Linked DNA regions of Homo sapiens: region 2 is linked to region 1. Evidence: read pairs that join two places in POLR2A ChIA-PET (ENCODE). Cell type or tissue: IMR-90. All regions are shown on one strand. Each heading gives the region's core, and the rest is flanking DNA. Links, peaks and the distances in the headings are about the cores only.

What was found. ChIA-PET counts read pairs that join two places held together with the same protein. Peaks named below come from ENCODE experiments on the same cell type or tissue, not always from the same donor. Only the 100,000 strongest peaks of a DNase experiment are listed, where the experiment ranks them.
Region 2: POLR2A ChIA-PET joins it to region 1 with 8 read pairs; 4 of 35 experiments call an interaction of 5 or more read pairs at or near these places.

What each region holds. Positions count from the first base shown.
Region 1 is chr11:123,073,028-123,077,422 of GRCh38, forward strand. It overlaps CLMP (CXADR like cell adhesion molecule), which reads right to left. Exons shown (of 7, transcript NM_024769.5): 6 at 1,675-1,816; 7 at 1-747. The coding sequence ends at 447. All of the region lies in intron 1 of LOC124902775 (a long non-coding RNA gene), which reads left to right. Among named protein-coding and RNA genes, the nearest start is that of HSPA8, 13 kb to the left of the region's middle. In IMR-90, for the core only: no CTCF peak of the experiment used is centred there; no DNase peak of the experiment used is centred there.
Region 2 is chr11:122,806,585-122,810,979 of GRCh38, forward strand. UBASH3B (ubiquitin associated and SH3 domain containing B) reads left to right here. Exons shown (of 14, transcript NM_032873.5): 13 at 1,483-1,592; 14 at 3,165-4,395. The coding sequence ends at 3,302. Among named protein-coding and RNA genes, the nearest start is that of CRTAM, 30 kb to the right of the region's middle. In IMR-90, for the core only: no CTCF peak of the experiment used is centred there; a DNase peak (open chromatin) is centred at 2,107; H3K27ac peaks cover 447 bases.

The DNA.
Region 1 (4,395 bases), core at 78-4,077:
TTGACTGTCTGAATAACTAATAATCCAATAAGTTTGCAGAAATGCATAGAAAATTTACAAACAGCATCCCATTTCCTCTTGAAAATTGTGAATCAAAGCACTGATACAAAATATCCCACATTAAAAGTTTTAGGTATATTCACCTCACCTTTCCCCAACCTTCTCACCACAGGTCCTGGTCAACAAATAGATTTGGACTCCTGCTTTCCCTTACTCTGGTCTAAAGGCACAATAAGATGCCTTTTTACAGATGAATCAGCTTACATCCTTTTGCTTGTTTGGTATTGTATAAGGAAAATGCTCATCTGAATCTGTTCCGTGCAATGCTCACTGCTACTTAGATGACCTCTCATCTGGTTGTGTGGCTGGTGACTTGAGCTCCAATGACGAGAAGAGTCCAAAGACCCTGACTCCTAGGAAAGCGTGGGAGTCAAGTCCATTGTAATTCAGACCGTTTGGAAGGCTCTGCTCTGGCTGGGGATCATGCTGGGTGTGGTTTCTGCTTTGGTCAGATTAGCATGGTGGACTTTCTTTGGTTCAGAACCTCTCACCTCTGGCCCCACTAGGCTGTATGCCTGGGTGGCCAGCCCTGGCTGGGGTGCTGCGTCAGTTGACAGTGTCCGCTGGCTGCGTGAGGCACTATTTGCTGTGGAGCGAGTGGAGGAAGAACCAGAGCGTGAGCTCCGAGAGCCTGAGGAAGAGGAGCTGGGTTTCACAAGACGGGCTTTTGGAGCTTCAGCATCTTCTCTGAAGAGAAAAAACAGCAAAGATTAACACTGGCAGATCTGTGATTGCTTCCAGTATGATTGCTTCCTTCTGAGGTTTCCGAAGCTGTGAACCTCAGATAATACCATCGGAAGGCAACCATTTAGGGTCATAGGTGCTTCCTCGTATCTTAAGACTTAATGCTTGGCTCACACAAATGTATATTTTGTTAGCCCACAGGTCAACTCTATTATACTGGGAGGATAGGACCTTACCATTGAGATGGTCTAGACAGCACACCTCCTGATTTAGGGTTTGTCTGCATAAACCCTTTCATGACCTATAGGCTATGTCCATTCTTCATTGTATGCCCATTATGGGTAGAAGTGAATCAGAAGTAATGTAAATTGAACTGTTTTATGTATATACATATGTACATACTTTTTTTTTTTTTTTTTTTGAGACATGCTCTTTCTCTGTCACCCAGGCTGGAGTACAGAGGTGCAATCATGGCTCACTGTAGTCTTAAACTCCTGGGCTAAAGTCATCCTCCTGTCTCAGCCTCCTGAGTAGCTGGGACTACAGGCATGGGCTACCATGCCTGGTTATTTATTTATTTATTTTTCTTTTGTAAAGATGGAGTCTAACTATGTTGACAAGGCTGGTTTCAAACTCCTGGCCTCAAGTAATCCTCCCGCCTCGGCCTCCCAAAGTGCTGGGATTACAGGCATGACCTACCACGCCCAGCCTAATTTAACTTTTAAGTGTTTGTTGAGGATAAGATAGTTTCACAATAAAGTCCAGGTAAACCATACCCTCTGTCCCTAGGCTGGAACTTCCTACCTACCAGGATAATCCTTTTAACAGATTCATGGTTAAGAGAAAACTGGGAACATTTATGTTGGCTGGTCACTATAGTGCTGGCCCTAAAACAGAAGCCCCGTAAAAGTAGGGATGTGGGAGGTTTACCGAATTTCATTAGGTCTCTCTTCTTCCTCATATCTTTCTTTGTCTTTCCTTCGGATTAGCAGCCACACCAAGAGGAAAATCAGCAGGGCTCCAGCCACTATGCCTGTCACTGCTCCTGCAACCATGCCGATGCTTTGTACATCTATTTTCTCAGAAGCAAAAGCACAAGTAAAACCAAACGTAAGCTAGGAAATATGTTATTAACTCAAAAAACATAAGCTCTGGACAGAATGAGTATTTGCAGGTTTGTTTGTTTTGTTTTTTTTTTTTTGAGACGGAGTTTCACTCTTGTTGCCCAGGCTGGGGTGCAGTGGCATGATCTCGGCTCATCGCAACCTCCACCTCCTGGGTTCAAGTGATTCTCCTGCCTCAACCTCTTGAGTAGCTGGGATCACAGGCGTGCACCACCACGCCCGGCTAATTTTGTATTTTTAGTAGAAACGGTATTCTCTATGTTGGTCAGGCTGGTCGCAAACTCCCGACCTCAGGTGATCCACCAGACTCAGCCTCCGAAAGTGCTGGGATTACAGGCGGGAGCCACCGCGCCGACCTCCAGGTCTTTATATCTATCTTCCTGAGTAGTACTGCATTACTCTCTCTTATTGTATGACCAACCCTCTTGATATATTTGCAGTTGTAGTTACTGAATCACAGACTTCGCCAGCAAGTGGCCAGGGTTTTTGTTTGTTTGTTTGTTTGTTTTGAGAGGGAGTCTCGCTGTGTCCCCCAGACTGGAGTGCAGTGACGCGATCTCGGCTCACTGCAAGCTCCGCCTCCCGGATTCACGCCATTCTCCTGCCTCAGCCTCCCGAGTAGCTGGGACTACAGACGCCCGCCACCACGCCCGGCTAGTTTTTTTGTATTTTTAGTAGAGACGGGGTTTCACCGTGTTAGCCAGGATGGTCTTGACCTCCTGACCTCGTGATCCGCCCTCCTCGTTCTCCCAAAGTGCTGGGATTACAGGAGTGAGCCACCGCGCGCAACCAAGTGGTTATGTTTTAGTGAATAAGTCTGGGTGGGTTCAGATGGTAAAACTGGGCTGGGAGAGAAATCATAGCATGTCTGAAGATTTGTCTGCCTTAATAGGATAACATTTGGGCATTCCTCTGGCTCTGCCGACTTCCCTGTTTTCTCTAACATCTCTCTTCTCCCACCAGTCATATAAAAGGGAATGTAAGAAAATTTTTTTGGCTGGGCACAGTGCCTCAGGCCTGTAATCCCAGCACTTTGGGAGGCTGACGTGGGCGGATCACTTGAGGTCAGGAGTTCGAGACCGGCCTGGCCAACATGGCAAAACCCCGTCTCTACTAAAAATACAAAAGTTATCTGGGCATGGTGGCACACGCCTATAATCCCAGCTACTCGGGAGGTTAAGGCAGGAGAATCACTTGAACCTGGGAGGCAGAGGTTGTAGTGAGCCGACATCATGCTACTGCACTCCATCAAGACTCTGTCTCAAAAAAAAAAAATTTTGAGTAGAATAAAAGTTGATTTTTAAAAATGGAATATAACCTATAATGTTAGACTCTGTGGAATTTGACATTGGATCCTAGAATTTAAGAAGTTAAGGTAAATACAATTTGTAGTTTAGCAATACACCCTTTTTCATATACCAAATATTTATTTCAGTGCCTACCCTGAGCCAGGCAGTTATAGGCACTGTTGAAGACCAGCAAGTTTTCTGCTTTTGTTGAGTTTTCATTCCAGAAGGGAAACAGATAATAAACAAGTAAATAAAGATAATTTCAGATAATGGATAAATTCCATGAAGGCAAAATTGGATGAGTGAATTTTAGAGGGGTAATGGAGGGATACCACTTAAGTTTGGGTGATTAAGACTTTGAGGAGGTGACATTTGAGTTGAGGCATATATGATATAAAGGACGATCTTGTGATTATCTAGGAACAGAGCATTCCAGGCAGAAAACAGCAAGTACAATTAATGTGAGTGGGTCTGGAGCATAGTGAGCAAGGGAGAGTAGAGGGAGATGAGGTCACAGAGACAGGAAAGGACCAGCCCACATAGGCCATGGCAAAAATTTTAATGTGAGAGCAATAAAAGAGTAACACAATCTGAATTATATCTGAGACAGTACACCATGGCTGCTCTAGGGAAAATAAATAGTGGAGAAGTAGGAAAGAAAGCAGGGACATTGGCTAGGAGGCGTATAATAGTGCAGGCTGGAGATCATGATGGATTAGGCTAGGATGAAAGTAATGTATATAGAAACAAGTACATGGATATTGCCTATATTTTGGAAGTCTAATCAACAGAATTTGCTATTTATTCTTTTTTTTTTTTTTTTTTTTTTTTGAGATGGAGTTTCGCTCTTGTTGCCCAGGCTGGAGTGCAATGGCGCGATCTCAGCTCACTGCAACCTCCGCGTCCCGGGTTCAAGTGATTCTCCTGCCTCAGTTTCCTAAGTAGCTGGGATTACCGGCGTGCACCACCATGGCCAGCTAATTATTGTATTTTTAGTAGAGACAGGGTTTCACCATGTCAGCCAGGCTGGTTTCGAACTCCTGACCTCAGGTGATCTACCCCCCGCCTTGGCCTCCCAAAGTGCTGGGATTTCAGGCGTGAGCCACTGCACCCAGCCTATTTATTCTTATAAAAACAAAATGATACAATTATTTATTTATTTTTAAGACAGAGTTTTGCTCTTGTTGCCCAGGCTGGAATGCAATGGTGCGATCTTGGCTTACCGCAACCTCTGCCTC
Region 2 (4,395 bases), core at 292-4,291, 270 kb before region 1:
TTCAAGATGTTTCAACTTGCTTTGGCTAACCAAAGAAATGTATTTCCAGATTTTCTTCCAGATACTTTTACATTAAATTTGTAATATTCTCTGAGTTCCTAAAATGGTAGATATTCCAGGGGTTTATACCAGACTTAGTTACTATTCTTAATAACTTAAATTCTGCGTTATAGCTATTCTTCTTGCACCCTGTGAAAGAGATTCCCTCTTATAATTTCCAAAAGCTCTAGCATGCCACTGTTTTGCCTATAATTGATGCAGCGGCATGCACACCTACACACAGCACACCTACACAAACACATACACCTTCCCTGCTATCACCAACCAAGAGCAGTGTTGTATAAGGCTCAAGTGTGTTTGCTATTGAATTTTCTAAACACTGAGCTCAAATATTTAATATGTAAGACTGTTCACTATCAATTTTTTAGTGAAAAAGGCATATTGCAAAAAAAGTATGGACATTCCCTTCATCTCTTTTTTTAAGTTAAAATACTTATATTCAAACAGTAGGCAGCCATGAGCAACAGTATTATGAATGATTCCCACCTTCCAGTTTTCATTGATTAGCCACTCACTACCATAAAGGTACACAACATGTTCTATCAACCAGGAAGTCTCAAGTGCTCATAGTTCTATAGTGGGAACACTTAAAACTATGTTAGAAGGAGTTGCACAGACAGCCCTATGGACACACAACAGTCCTGTATCTTGATTGTCATGGTGTTACAAAAAGCTACACATATGATAGAATTGCATGAACTGTATCGTCACATATGCACAAACGACTTCTTGCACACCTGCTAAAATCTGAATACGCTGTGTGTATTGTACCAGCGTCCATTTCCTGGGTTTGATACTGTACCATAGTTATGTAAGATGTTACCATTGGAGGGGGATGGGATGAAGGGTTCATGGGATCTTGTCGGTATGTATGTATATGTATGTAACCCTCCCATAAATCCATAATTATTATTATTATTTTTGAGACAGGGTCTTGCTCCTGACACTCAGGCTGGAGCGCAGTGATGCAATCATGGCTCACTATAGCCTCAATCTCCTGGGCTCAAGTGATCCTCCCACATCAGCCTCCCAAGTAGCTGGGACTGCAGGCACAGGCCACCACACCCAGCTAATTTTTTAAAAATTTTCTATAGGGACAGGGTCTCACTATGTTGCTCAGGCTGGTCTCAAACTCCTGAACTCAAGTGGTCCTCCCTCCTCGTTCTCTCAAAATTACTGGGATTACAGGGATGAGCCACCACACCCGGCCCCATAAATCTGTAACTATTTTAAGATAAATGTTTTCTTTAAAAAGATTAAGCTGCCTTATCAGTAACAAAGCACTTTCAAAATATTGCTTAGGCAAATTGTCTTCTTGAGTGTGTTTGCTCCCCTGCAGAGCATTTAGTTAGCTTCCAGTATTTGCAAAGTTTCCATGTCTTTATAGAAACAGTCTTCCCATACCTTGCCATTTTCCCCCAGGAAATAACATCCTGATTGTGGCCCACGCATCTTCCCTTGAAGCGTGTACCTGCCAACTTCAGGGCCTGTCACCTCAGAACTCCAAGGACTTCGTACAAATGGTCCGAAAGGTAATTCATTCTCGTACTTTGGGGTCCGTGATGGCTAGTAGTTTGAAGTCAGTACAGTGACTGGCTGATTACCAAGTTCTTTGAAGCATGTGTTTATGCTGAGCTGGGAATATTCATTTATTGCTTCACTCAACCAAGATGTATTGAGTGATACTCTGTGCAGGGCACTTTATTAAGCCTTGTGTTAGAAAAACAATGTATGAGAGCTAGTTCTAGCTTCTAAGAGCTAAAATGTAGGAAGCAGCTAGGAATTATAAGCAAATTGTCTGGATTTCCCTGAGGGACCTTCTCTGAATTTCCCTGAGGGAACTTGGGTTGGATCAATAGAGGTCAGTCCAAAAGACAGCATCTGAAAGCTTAACTCAAACACAGGTCCTTGAAGGTAGGCCGAGGCATGCAGCAGTTTCAAATGAGGAGGCTAAAAGGCAAAGCCAGGAACAAGACAGCAAGACAGAAAACCCATGAGGCTGACCCACACATCTGGAGTCTTCCTTTCTGTGCCTGTGGGAGAGGTTTTCTGGTCAGCTGCCTCCCACACACTTCCCTTCAGGCAAATTACATACTTCCTTTCTCTGCCGCCAGAGAACCTGGTTCAAACTCAATTGCAATCTTTTTTCACATTTTTGAAAAGTTTATTTATGCATCTGTCCTCATTTGTAAGTGCTGGAAGACAGAGAATTTTGTCTTGTTTGTAAATGCAGCTCTGGACACAGACAAAAATAAGTTTTAAAATTGCTGTGACAACTGAAGTGAGGGAGAGCACAGCTTCAGCTTTGAATGTTGCAGAGACTCGTAAGGAGAAAAAAAAAACGGGTGAAACAAATTTTTTCAAATTGAAAAATATTTTCCATTGGGTCCAAGTATAATTTCAGAAATGTTTGAGCTGACTTTTTCTTTTCTTTTTTCTTTTTTTTTTGAGACAGAGCCTTGCTCTGTCACCCAGGCTAGAGCACAGTGGCGTAATCTCGGTTCACTTTAACCTCTGCCTCCTGGATTCAAGCGATTCTCCTGATTCAGCCTCCCACGTAGCTGGGATTACAGGCACATGCCACCACGCCCAGCTAATTTTTTGTATTTTTAGTATAGATGAGGTTTGCCATGTTGGCCAGGCTGGTCTCGAACTCTTGACCTCAAGTGACCCGCCCGCCTCGGCCTCCCAAAGTACTGGGATTACAGGCGTGAGCCACTGTGCCCGGCCTTGAGCTGCCTTTTTACCTGGACTTGCAATTGGGAATTAACTCCTGGCATTGTAGCCTTATGTATTTTGGTCCTCTTTTTCTGCCACCCAATTAAGCAGCAATCTATGAACAATGACTTAATTACTTTAGGGGAGGTCACCATTTAATGGATCCTTCTGATGAATCCTCTTGCAATGTAAATACTCTTCTAAGTTACCAGTTTTACCCATTTTATTTTATTTATCGATTTTTGAAGGGAATGCATTTCTACAAAGCCACTATCCATTTCTGACTGCAATTCTCTAGGGCCACATGAATATCTTTGTATTTAGGTAAAAGTTAAAGCATTAAACCTATCTCCTAATATCCCCTTTCTTTACGACTCTTACTTCAGATCCCATATCTGGGATTTTGTTCCTGTGAAGAATTAGGAGAAACTGGAATATGGCAGCTGACAGATCCACCAATCCTTCCTCTTACCCATGGACCAACTGGGGGCTTCAACTGGAGAGAGACCTTGCTTCAAGAATAAACCACACCAGTGAACAAGAAGGAAAGGCCTTTTGGAGTGTGTCTTTCTGTGTGTTTAAAAACAGTGGGAAAATCCACACCACACTCTAAGTGGACAGCTCAGAATAATTTAGCATATTTCCTTTCACACTTAAAGTTCTTAAGATGAGACTGTGTAAATGAGAGAAAGACTTGATTCAGAGGAAAAAAATGTGTTCTCTCTGGACTCTTGCCTAGCTCACAAGGCTTTGGAGAATTGTCTTCCTAAATCGGGGCACCTGCTACAGAAGAGAATGTTTCGTTCCCTCTGGGTATGCACAGCTAAGGGGCCTCATTTCTCCCAGAGGGAGCTGCTGGCCCGCTCTAAGGGGTGCAAGAGGAAGGAGTGTGCCCAGACCAGCTGGGGGAGCATTGAAAGGACAGCTTGGGGATGGAATTTTTTTTTTTTTATCTCCATTTTCCAGTTAGGTAGAGCCAAGCTGAGGAATCCTTTTAAGATTATTAGAAAACATGCCCTGAAGAGAGTTGTTCTTAGGTTACACATGAAATCCTACCGTCACTAGCCCCCATACACCAGTGTTGCTGGCTGAAGATACCCGCTTAAGGATGCTAACATTTACCCTGGTACTGCCACATTTTCTCTAGAGCAGCTGGCCCTTCTTGCTACAGCCCTATCCCCCCTCCTTGCTTCTGTGAAATGGGGAGACAAAGCACTTTTGCTCTCCAAAGCACTTTTGGATACTCAGGAGGAAAGATAAGATACATGTTTGAAGTATTCAATCATAGGAGCAAAGAACTTGCAAAATATGAAGTGACTTGGAATTAACCATGTTGTAGCCTAACGTGCTACTGCATTTCTAAATCATCAATATTTGCTTGTCTTTGCCCCTAGACTCTAGACTATGTTAACTAGTTAAGGATGTTACATTTTGAAAGGATGTATGTTAGATATATTATTTGCAGCAAGAAGTTCATTCTGTGCAATATGGACATGTTTGCAAACCATACCAAGGGTCAGGTTGTTGTACACTTACAGTACGTGTCAACCATAATGGAACATCCACAAATGCATCAATTATACCAGGGATGTATAGTAAGTCAGGGAACTAATATAA